Regions from separate parts of the Homo sapiens genome. Here region 2 is linked to region 1. A link is a loop called in an ENCODE intact Hi-C map of the cell type or tissue named here. Cell type or tissue: natural killer cell. All regions are shown on one strand. Links, peaks and the distances in the headings refer to the core of each region. The heading gives the core; the rest is flanking DNA.

Region 1 (6,131 bases), core at 313-5,312:
ACTCAACAGATGTGTAGAGTATAGAAATCTATGTATTATTAAATAATTCTTTTTAATATGCTCAAGAATAAGCAATTTGTAAGCCTGTTTACGTTCTCACCATCTGGGTGCATTCTGTCACCCATCTGTTTCATGTAATTATGTAATTATCAATATAAGGAAAGAATAGGTGATATAATTAACAAGAAAAACTGATCCACACTGAAGAGTAAAAATGACATGCATCTGTTGAATAGCTTTTTGTTTCTCTCCCCTTCGTTGTTAACTGTTTTTTCACACCCTTCAGGAGAGCTGTTTTCGCCATGGTGTGCAATCTCTCTCTCTCTCTCTCTCCACCCCCTCCCCGCCCCCTCATATGAAGGCAGAGTGTTTCATCAGGTATTATGGAAGCGACACAACTTTGAAAGAAATGAGCAAAGGCTTCTTGGAGTTATTCATTGATTCTTTACCTCTGTGAGGGCCCTGATAGTCACTTCCAGAAGATGTAAGGTAGCAGCTAGAACCCTAGGAAATATTTGAATTAATTAGTGACAGATGGAAGGACAGGGCAGTGTGGGGCCCTCTCAGGATACTGGACAGAGAAGCTGTTTGAGAAAAATTCCCATACTCGGTGCTTTTGTTTTGATATCCAGGCTCAGGCAATCTGTGTTGTTCCATAACAGTACCACCATCCCAGTGGATTGTGTTCGTTTCCACATAATCCCACTTAAGTTAGTCGCTGGAGTAGCTCCTTTGTGTAACAGAGCTTTGTGTATGTGGGCACACAGATGGAATTCAGGCAACTTCCTCACCCTGCAAACAGAAATGGCAGGAGAATGGTCACCCCCTCCTCAGTCTGACCAGGCCAGGCTCCAAAATTCTCCCTCCATGACTTGGAACGAGCAATACGTATGTATTCAGGGAGGGGCATCGCAGTGATCTCTTAGTTTCTGTGACCCCCCACCCCAAGCCCTTCTGTTGAGTCCTAAATTCAGTTCTCCAAAGATGAACACTGTCCACAGGGATTCTCCCCAACAATGGAGGAAGCCATCCCTGAAGATGCATGGTCTTGACAAAACCTTGAATTTCAACCCCAAGTCACACAAAGAAGACTCACAGCCCCCTGGACCGCTGTAAACAGCAGTCACTATTAGAGATGAAGGCCTAAAATCTCAACACTTCTTTCCACTGATGGAAAATTTGGGAGCAGGGCTCCCCTCCTGGCCTCCTCAGTATTCTGCAGACATCCTGCCCTCTGTCCCAACAGGGATCTTGCCTGCAGAGCGCTGCACCTGCTTCCTGTTTAGGGCGCAGGGCAGGCAGAAGGAGAGTGGAGAGAGAGAAGCATCCACAGGGAGCAGACTCATAAAACTACAGGGGCTTTCTAAGCAATAGCTCTCACCAAGGAATTAAACCCCACTCAGACACTGACAGAGAAATCTCTTATTCAGTCACTTCTTAACTTTTTTTTCTTCAAACAGTGCCACTCACTTACTCTAGGGCTCACTCTGTTTCCTCTTGCTTGGTGATCATTTTGCATGTTGAGATTGTGTTGTTTTGGAGACGCGTGCTCATCTTGGCATCTCGTGACAGAGCCTCTTGATGGCACAGTCTCCGTCCAGGCTTGGCTTCTGGTTCACCTCCCACACGGGAAGCCTCATGTCAAAGCAGCCACTGGCTTCTCTGCCTTCATTGTTCCATGTCCAGCAAGCAAATAAATAATTAGTTCCCACGCAGGTTTCTCTTTGTTTCTTTGAGTCAAAAATTATTCTTTGATAAGTCCTCCATAAAGCCTTCCTCTAATCCTCCACGAAACCTTCCTCTAATCTATCTGTATTTTGAATTGTTATTGCTAAGGATTTTGTTCTTAAAACAACGGATACCCATAGAACAAGCATATTGGAGAAATCACTGGCATGCCATGGGGAGAGTATTTGGAAGGAATAAGTAGTAGGGACAAACATGGCTGGGATACTCAGGGGATTTTGTTGGTTTTGACTTTATGTTTCCTTAAATCCAAAGTTAAAATAGTTTAATTGCAATCATCACTGACTAATCCATTAAGGATTTTAAAGAAAATAATACCACGTGACTCCTAAAGACCCTTTTGTTTGCCATTTCTAGTTTTGAAAGGTTTTAACCATGATTTCTTTTTCAAGAAACATTTCAATTGTATTTTTTAGTATTTAACCAAAGAACATAGAGTGATTCTTCCTCAAGAGGAAATTATTATAGAAGACCTATTTATATATATATATATCATATTCAACTAAAAATAAAAATAAAAAAACTTCATATTCTGTACTGAACCACATTAAAAATCATTAAGGCTTAGACTATATGGTTTTCATTTAACCCTCAAAAGTGGCATTAATTTTTCAAGTGGTAACTGTTGCTTAAGATGCTATTGTGCCTGTTTGATAAATGTTTAATGATTTGGTAGTACATGCATGGCTTAAAATCCATTATTTATTGCACCTTTGCTTGCCTGGCAAAGGTGACGATTTTATAGCCCCAGCAGTCATGCAAACACATTTATACCAAACCGATGACTGATAATAAATTTCCTTACTGTAAATGTCAGTGGGTTTCATGTGTTGCTGCCATTACATCTTGTTTGGAAGCTGAATGCTACACAGTTATGGGAGGCGCCAGATGGTGTCATTAACACGAACACTGGGACTGTTTACCGCTGACGTGCGTGTGAGAAATTAAAAGTACGTGACCTATCTTTACACTGACGTGTGATGTCAGTGGTGAACGGGTGTTAATTACAGTGCAATATGCTTGCCTAGTCCCTTCCATCCCACTCAGAGGGGTTTTAGGGAATTTTTTGAAAATAGTTTGTGTTTGAATATACACAGAGTGAGCAAAAGGGAGAATTTCCCGAGGACTCCTGTTTGGTTTTGTATTTGGAGTCTCAGACACCCTGCAAGTCACAGCTGTCATCACATAGGTGTCACTCTCATGAGCAGCAACCCACATCCCTGCCAGGACTTCTGGGCATGGGGAAGCCTTTTGTGCTGATTAATTACAGCAGTATTGTTATTGCTGTTTGCTTGGTTGGGGGTTTTATTTTTATTTTCGTAACTACTTCAGATATTTTGAATACTGTTTTGGAAAAGTTTCCATTGAGAGCATGGAATTAACATTTTTTTAAACTGCTGTCAAAATCATCAGGAATTGATTCAAAGAATGAGAAGAAAAACAGTGGAAATTTTCTATACCAATTTTTTTTTTTTCATGGGATGGGATCTTCATTTCCTAAGAATTAGCGGTAAAGACTTAGATCTTTATTTTCCCTGATCTGATGTGAAGTATCTGAGTGACTGAAATTAGCCTTGTGTGTTTTATTAAAATGTTTCTCTAACTTGTGTTCAGCAGTGGCCACTCCCATTTATTGTATTTCAGCTTCCTTCCTGTTGACGTTTCTGCTTAGCTCTCTTTTCATTTCTATTTAAAAAGAAGGTGGATTTGTTTTATTCCTCCCTCCAAGTCCTTCACTTGAACCAAGAGGCTATTCCATTGAATCTGACCAAATTCCTTTGAACTTTGTAGCCTTAGCATACTCTGTAGGAATTTTCAGAAAGGCTTATTCTTTCAAAACAATCATTGTGCATTGCTTTTACAAAAGCCCAGCGAGCCTTTTGGTGTACAGAATTTTCAAGTCATGTGAAAGAGAATACAAACCATTGTTTGCATTGAGATGAAAGAGATATGCTTAATTTCTTCAGACTAAGTCAGAGATACAATTGGATGTCAACAGAAATAGTGAGCCTAGCTGAAAGACTAAAATTGTGCATGGAGGCACACATTAGAAATTTAAAATAGAGTCGCGCATGTTAGCTTGCTCACAGGACACATGTGTGTTGAAAATATCCAGGAGTGAAAATAAATATGAAATAAATATCCAGGAGTGAAAATGGTGGCAAGATAGCAAGATTGAAAAGTTGTATCTGTGGAACAGCACTCACTTGGACCAAACTTCTCAGAAAAATGAGTTTTCTGCCACTGCTATCGTTGTTCTAGCAAATGAACCAGAGGCCTAAGCCAGCAGAGCAAATAGCCACTTAAGTTACTGGGCCTGAGCAAACAGCATATTCCCTGGGGGAACAGAAGTTCTCATCTTATTCTGTGTGCAGAGATTTACCAAATAATGTTGCCTGAAGGGAGGTCGTGGTGTGGACACAATTGGCCATCAGCTTTCCCTCCCAGCCTTTTGTCCCAACTCCTTCTCCTCCCTTTGTGTCTCCCTCTGTGTCTGCTTCTTGTATTGCCTCTGCATGACCATGCAGCCTTCTCCTTTCAAAGGTTGCTCTCAGAACATAATCTGCAAATCCATTCATGTAGACTGACCTATGGGTCAGTGGGTGTGTCATCCTTCCAAATCCTTGCCCTGGCTTTTCCCTCTCATCCAGAAACTTGTTCCCTCTTGTTCACCTGGAAATATCCCATTGATTCTGCTAAATTTAGCTCCACTGTCACTTTCTCCAAGCTGCCTTATGTGACTTTTCCTGCTGTCCTAGAACAGTTAAACTTCAGCTGATTCCATGGCTTCCCAGCTGATATGGTTTGGCTGTGTCCCCACCCAAATCTCAACTTGAATTATGTCTCCCAGAATTCCCACATCTTGTGGGAGGGACCCAGGGAGAGGTAATTGAATCATGGGGACTGGTCTTTCCTGTGCTATTCTCGTGGTAATGAATAAGTCTCACGAGATCTCATGAGCTTATCAGGGGTTTCTACTTTTGCTTCTTCCTCATTTTGTCTTGCCACCACCATGTAAGAAGTGCCTTTCACCCTCCACCATGATTGTGAGACCTTCCCCAGCCACGTGGAACTGTAAGTCCAATTAAACCTCTTTCTTTTATAAGTTACCCAGTCTCGGGTATGTCTTTATCAGCAGCATGAAAACAGATTAATACACCAGCTGAGTCCAGAAAAACTTCCTAGGTGAGCACAGCCTAAACTACTGACCTACAGAACCATGAGCCAAATGAATACGTACTCTTTTAACCCACTGTATTTTGGCTTGGTTTGTTACACAACAGTAGCTTCCTGATACACTACCATTGTCACATGTACTGCATTTTATTTGTTTACTTGTCTGTCCCCCAACCTAATGAGAATTCCTTAAAGACAAGAACCATGCCTCATTCACACCTCAGCATTTAGACCAATTGTTGGCATCTGGTAGATCCTTGATATGTATCTGTCAAATTGAAATTGTTGAATTAAGCTCTGCTAAAGTTTTGGTGGTAGAATTTCAGACATCAGGATACTGAATAGGTTATCTCAATGCCCTCAGAATTGCTTCACACATTCAGTTGCCTTCCCCACTAACAAGTTAGACTGTCCTTGTTGCTAGTGTTAAAGATAGTGGGCCCCAGATGGAGTCACTTGTGCTAAAGTTCCACTTTACCAATCTGAAACTAGGTTATTTGCTTGAAATATCTGACCTTCTGAGAAACCAGGAGAGAGGTGATATTCAAATCCCATTAAGCCAACAAGATTTTGCTTACATCTCTCTAAGGAAAGTAATATCGAAATGACCAATCCACTACTTGTTCATTGTTCCTGTATTCCTTCACTTTTTTACTGCCGATAAAACTTACCCACTCTGTCTAGCTCATCAGAGCTCCTTTCTGTTTTGTAGGTTGGATGCTGCCCAGTTCATGAATTGCTAATAAAAGTCAATCAGATCTGTGAAACTCAATTTGTTGAAATTTTGTTCTTTGACTCTAGAATATTGATTTTATCCCAAAATTTTTTTTCCAGAGTTGCTTTTCTAGTTGGAGAAATGACTCTTTGGCATAGTAACTCTTTGCTGTATAGTTTAAGTTGTTTCTATAGGAATAAGGGCAGATTCCAGCCTACTTCCAGGATAGTAAGTACAAAATATTTTAAAGTCTATGGCTAAATAGCAACTGTTAATGCATCTCTGATATATCATATGTCCCACCATTTATGATATGGATTGGAAAGAGAAAAATGACCTGAAATTCTCTTTCCTTTAAGCAAATAGTACTTAGATGATGCCCCATACATTCTCCAAAAACCTTCCCCTTACTGTTTTTAGGATGGGAAAACAACCAACAATATAAATTTTTTTCATTTCACAAAAATCTGAGAATAAATTTACCACAGATTAG
Region 2 (6,131 bases), core at 760-5,759, 390 kb after region 1:
TAATCCCAGCTACTCGGGAGGCTGAGGTGGTAGAATCGCTTGAACCTGGGAGGTAGAGGTTGCAATGAGCCAAGATCACACCACTGCACTTCAGCCTGGGCTTTTTTTTAAGACTCTGTCTCAAAAAAAATAAAAAATAAAAAAAAAATCCAATGATAGAAGAGCTGGGCATGGCAGCTCACTCCTGTAATCCCAGCACTTTGGGAAACAGAGACGGGCAGATCACCTAAGGTAAGGAGTACGAGAACAGTCTGGCCAACATGGCGAAACCCCGTCTCTACTGAAGAAAAAAAAAATTAGCCTGGCATAGTGGTGCGCACCTGTAGTCCCAGCTACTCAGGAGGCTGAGGCAGGAGAATCGCTTGAACCTGGGAGGCAGAGGTTGCAATGAGCTGAGATCGCTCCACTGCGGTTCAGCCTGAACAACAGCATGAGACTCCGACTCAAAAAACAAAACAAAAAAAGAATCCAATGATAAAAGCAAATAGTTTTTAGGAATTGGAATGAGAAAGGAAATCAGTGAATGAGCATCCTCAAAAGTTGCCTGCTAACAAAGAATTGGGTCTCTCCTCAGGGGAGAGAATGACAGAAAGAAAGAAAGAAGCAGAATAGGCTGTGCATGTAAATAAGGTGATAATTTCCAGCAAATGCTACAGCAAAAAAGTATGAGAGAGTTACAGTTAAGGTGGAATATATTTTCATAAAAACTCCAACAGGATTCTAAACCATCTGTATTAAGCCTTTACTAAGCACTATAGAATATGTTAAGCTTTAATGAATCTTTGTTTTATGGCCAGAGGATCTTGCGACTTTCTGAAGTCAACATGTTAAATATCAATTACAATTGTCTTAAACCTAAGTTACAGGCTCAAAGTCACTGGGGAGGAGGTGGCTTTATTTATTCTTATTAAATGCCGTATACAAGCTTCTTTTTAAAGAGTTCACTTTTTGTTTTAAAAGTAAAATGTAGGGCGGGCGCAGTGGCTCACGCCTGTAATCCCAGCATTTTGGGAGGCCGAGGCGGGCAGATCACGAGGTCAGGAATTCGAGACCAGCCTGACCAACATGGTGAAACCCTGTTTCTACTAAAAATACAAAAATTAGCCGGGCGTCGTGGCACGCGCCTGTAATCTCAGCTACTCAGGAGGCTGAGGCAGGAAAATTGCTTGAACCCGGAAGGCAGAGGTTGCAGTGAGCTGAGATCACACCATTGCATTTCAGCCTGGGCGTCAGAGCGAGACTCTGTCTCAAAAAAAAAGAAAAGAGAAGAGAAGAAAAGAAAAGAAAAGAAAAAAAGAGTAAAATGTAGCAAAGTAGTCCAATTAACTGGGGGTTGTTGGTCAAGTTGTTAACTGAAATACGCTGCAAAGATAACATCCACAGGCATGAAAAGGCTCAATTTTCCAAAGGAGCAAAAAATGAAAATGTCTATCCAGTCCTGAAATTCTCCTTTTCTTTGCTGAAACAGGTTGCCACACTCTAAAGATTAATATTGTTTAACACTGACAATAGTGCAACTACTGGTGTATTTATTAACAATCTATTTTCTTCAAGGTTCAAACAAAACCTGTATTTTCTCTATTTCGCACAAATATCTCACTCAATATCAACATCACAAGTTCTTTCTCACAATGGAGGATTTAGAAATAAGTAACTGAAAACTGTGATTTGAAAAGTAACCAGAGCATAAAGCTAAAAAGATGTAGAGACATTTCATTTAATATAAGGTCTAATATTTAAATTTTGAGTAGAATTTTTAACACACTTTATGCCTATAAATTTATTTTAGATAACAATTAGATTTTTGAGAAGCATTTAAATAAATGTTTACCAGTTGCTTTTTGGCGAACAATATTTCTTGCCTTTTCCACTCCCGGTGCTCCAGACGTGGTGGCACTCCTAAATCGCATCGGTTCGGTCACATCTGGGTGGCTCCGCCAGCTGAGAGAAAAGGACCTCCCCACGGTGGTTCCTTTCTGAGGATCTAGAACACAGCCTGATAAAGGAAAAGAAAAATAATCTAAAGGCTGAATTCATTATTATTCATTTCACGCTTGTGTTGCTCAGCAAATGGTGTACCTACAACTATATATAATCAGCAGGTTTCCTTGTCACAAATTAAGTACCACTTCCTTACACTGCAATTTAGGAAGTTGCTCATATGTCACTAATTTAAGAATTCTTGTTGCCAAAATATTTTCAAGAATCTAAAACAGTCTTATGGATATTATTATATCTTCATAGTACTCATTCCAATATACAAAAGAAAGTATTAATAAACCTTTCTCAATACAAGAACAATATCAAATGAAGTTATACTACTGTTCCCAGGACACTCCAAAAACCACTACTTATAAACCAAAAACTCAGAGATCCTGATGTTAGAATAGTACTGCATCCTGTAGACACCAACCCCTCCACAAATCCCCAGAGCAATCCATGCCTATAAACTCTAATGTGGATTCAGTCAAATGGGCAGGATAATGAAAATCTACAAATAATACAAAATCCTATTTTAGCAAAGGTCCAAAACAATAAAACATTGTAGTCTGAGATTCAACTTTTATTTTTCCTCATATTGTTCTGGTTAATTATTTCAATGAGAGGCTATGGACCAAAAGAAATAGAGGAGGAAAGAGAATGGCAGACTTACAGATTTCTGCACAGGTATGATGTGGCCAGTGGCTGCCACCTGTGGCATGTTTCCACACCCAGTTTCCTCTGCCTGTGCTTTTTGTTTCTAGTAGTCTAGCCCTTAGAAGGCAAGTGTTTCTATAATAAATATTTAAATCCTTTTTAGAATAAAGCAACATAAATCAGAAATATTAGTCATGGTCACTAATTAAATAATGTGTTCGGTACATTTTGAAAACAGTGTTTTCGAAGTTGTTTGCCTTCCTAAGATAAGTCTGTCTCTTTAGATGAATCTGTGGGTAGGAAGAGAATCTTGCAGAATGGCAGGCGTGTGTGTGTGTGTGTGTGTGTGTGTGTGTGTAGTGTATGCACACATGTGCACTCGTGCATGGATTACAACAATTGAAGGTAGGTCCTTATCTCCTATTTCAGCTCTCCTCCTCTGGCCTGAAAGGTATCCTTAGCCAGGTAAGTTCTCTTCTGGGCTGAGAACGACTGTCTTAGGGAGGCAAGTTCCTAGTTGGAAGTATCTGGGTCCTCTCAGGCCCCGGGTTTACACAAAGGTCCTCAGAGCTGTCAGAGAGGACTAGATGGACGCCAAGGGCCCAGACTCTTGGCTCCCTGCCCCTACTTCAATCCTAAATCTCCAGTCTATTTCTTTAGAAAGGAGTTGTGTATACCTTCAACCGGGAAGAAAAACGGATCTGTTAAAAATGTTAGAAAATCATTGCATTAGACAGTCTAAATCTACATTGGGATTAAACTGTTCCACTGGATTGCCATGTACTTCAACTACTTTATTTTGGCTTCTTACTAACTTGCTTTTATTAATTAGTGCTTTGGCAAGCCATTCTCAGATTTCAATGAAGATATAAGAATCCACCACATTTATTATACGTGTATATGGTTTACTAACCACTGTAACTGGTTCACACCTCCCTGTATCCACATCCTCTGTTGTTCTCTCCTGTAATGACATTAGGCTTCATCACGTGACTTACTTGGTAGCAAAACTGAACAAGCAGAGACTTGAAATGCACTTGAAAATTTGAGCTTACCCTCTTACTGCCCCTGAAACTCTAAGCCACTTGGTGAACAAGCCTGAGCTAGCCTCTGGCTGCTGAAACACGTGGCCCAGTCACACCTCATTGCCCCTGCTGACAGCCAGTCAACCCGTAAAAGTAGAGCTGCCTAGCTGACTATTTCACAGCGTGGTTGACTGCAAACACAGAAGCAAAGACCAGCAGAAGAACTGACTGGCTGAGTCCAACCCAAATTGCCAACTCATCAAATCAAGATAAATAAGTGGTTGTTATTTTAAGCCATAAGTTTTGGGGTGATTTGTCACATGGCAAAAGCACACTGATACTGTCTATAAGGCAGCTGGTATTATTAAAGGGTAGTCTACACAATAAGCAGTGTGTACCCTTTAAGAAGCTTTGAAGGAAAAATTCCTCCCAAGTCTCAGGAGGACCTAATAAAAGCTAAGCATCACCTAAGTGATTGAATTGTTTTTACCCTATGTGCTCTGTGATTCTCTATTTGATGTAACCCTGCAAAGACCAAAATCAAATCCAATGTTTGACTTTTCCATCTCCCCAGCAAGCCCACGAGGCTCTATGGCATGTATTTTGGCATTTTAATCACAATGGCAGTTCCCTGCAACCTCACTCATTTTGACCCTATTTTGTATTTGATCTACTGTACTATATGCCTTTCTATGAGCTGCCTCAAATCTTTACAGAGTAAGGTGTAGTACAAGTGAATTAATCCAAGGACCATGCCACATCCTTAAGCACAGTAATTAAGGGGATGCCAAATTGTCATTCCTAATAGAAACTACCACTGATGTTTTCTACCTTGAAAACATAACTTTCATTTGAGGTTCTCAGTCCCAAAACAACTTTTACCCAGAAATACAACAAAGCCAAAATAGCTCCCATCTGAAGCATTCAGAATTTCTCCACGTTTCCTAGAGAGGCTGTAGAATGCATCTTAATAGTGTGACATCTTGAGTTGTATTTATCCAGCTTTGATTTCTAAACACTTCTTAACTATGTGGCCTTGGATGAGTCAATCACTGTAAGGCAACCTTGTCCAACCCGTGACCCATGGGCCACATGAAGCCAAGAATGGCTTTGAGTGTAGACCAACACAAATTCGTAAACTTTCTTAAAACATTATGAGATTTTTTTTTTTTTTGCAATTTCTTTTTTTGTTTTAGCTCATCAGCTATCGTTAGTTTTACTGTATTTTATGTGTGACCTAAGACAATTCTTCCAATGTGGCCTGGGGAAGCCAAAGGATTGGACATCCCTGCAAAGTCTCTGTACTTCAGTTTCTTTGTCTGTGATATGGGGATAATACAAGTATCTACAGTTCACTAGGTTATTATGAAGGTAAAAAGAGATAATATGTACAATGTAATAGCCATTATTATTACTGTTAGTTATCACTACTATTACTACTACCTTCCTTGCATCTTCCTTCTTGCATAGCTTCCTCAGAAATTCACCATCTCATTAAGGGAACAGAATGATATGAGACACAAATTAATGCCACTATTAAGAAGACACTGTGTAGTTGGTTCAGTTCATTATAAAATTTCGCGCATTAATTGCTTAGTCATACAAATACACACTCGTCCCCAGTCCTAGACATCTGGTGTTAACCTGGAAGAGTGGAAATACCTTTGCCTCGTTGCTTCTTTTCCTTTTGTTCACTTAATTTATCCAGAGGTAGGTTTGTCATCTCAACTCCATAAACGGTTCTTGCAAGCACTGCTGTCAAGGAGTCCATAATGTTGGCCCACTCGTTTATAAGTTCCTCCCATTCCGTGAGGGAGGACAGCACACCAAGAAAGTCATCCCAGAGCTCTCGAGAAATGTACACACAGAGGTTTGCTCGGATCCAAGCTACCATGAGCGTCTAAAACCAACCAACCAACAAGAGAATTCACACATCTTCATTTGGAAAAAGCATACTTTTAAACAAAATGTTTTAAATTACTATTAATAACACAAATTTTAAAATAAAAAGTACTTTTGGAAGTTGTTTTTCTTTTAATTCTCAAAATTCATTTGACCAACTATAATCAAAATTTAAGCTATTGGGGAGTTAGTTATCATTATGAACAAAGTTACTGATTCAATATTGTTCTAGTGTCTGCAGCTGGCCCTGGCTATAATCAGAGAAAAGACAAAGCCCTCCGCACAGTGACAACTCTGCTTCCTGAGACTGCTCTTTTCCTACCATCCACAGTGGCTACTTCAAACCTCCTACAGGAAAACCGCCAGCCCACCAAATCCTCCCTGACTTTGAGCAGATGGATTCACTGCAGACTTCACAAGAAACAGAACCCATTCAATGAGACTCCCCTCAACCTCTGCCCATGGACTCACATTCTTGCCCATATTCACCCAGCTCCACCTCCACCTGTGGGCTGAACTCCAAGAGGGGCCCCGCTCTGCTACCCTGTTGCCCCCTTACACTCTGGA

Evidence for each region. Hi-C counts contacts between places; a loop is a spot of excess contacts. Peaks named below come from ENCODE experiments on the same cell type or tissue, not always from the same donor. Only the 100,000 strongest peaks of a DNase experiment are listed, where the experiment ranks them.
Region 2: it touches region 1 in a loop (2.6-fold over the local background); 1 of 110 quality-filtered maps calls a loop at or near these places.

The regions. Positions count from the first base shown.
Region 1 is chr20:20,213,587-20,219,717 of GRCh38, forward strand. The region is part of intron 17 of CFAP61 (cilia and flagella associated protein 61); the gene reads left to right. Among named protein-coding and RNA genes, the nearest start is that of CFAP61-AS1, 51 kb to the right of the region's middle. In natural killer cell, for the core only: no CTCF peak of the experiment used is centred there; a DNase peak (open chromatin) is centred at 2,685; H3K27ac peaks cover 1,843 bases.
Region 2 is chr20:20,599,851-20,605,981 of GRCh38, forward strand. RALGAPA2 (Ral GTPase activating protein catalytic subunit alpha 2) reads right to left here. Exons shown (of 40, transcript NM_020343.4): 15 at 5,325-5,562; 16 at 1,832-1,996. Among named protein-coding and RNA genes, the nearest start is that of RALGAPA2, 110 kb to the right of the region's middle. RefSeq lists enhancers at 3,650-3,729, 3,920-4,099. In natural killer cell, for the core only: no CTCF peak of the experiment used is centred there; a DNase peak (open chromatin) is centred at 3,671; H3K27ac peaks cover 750 bases.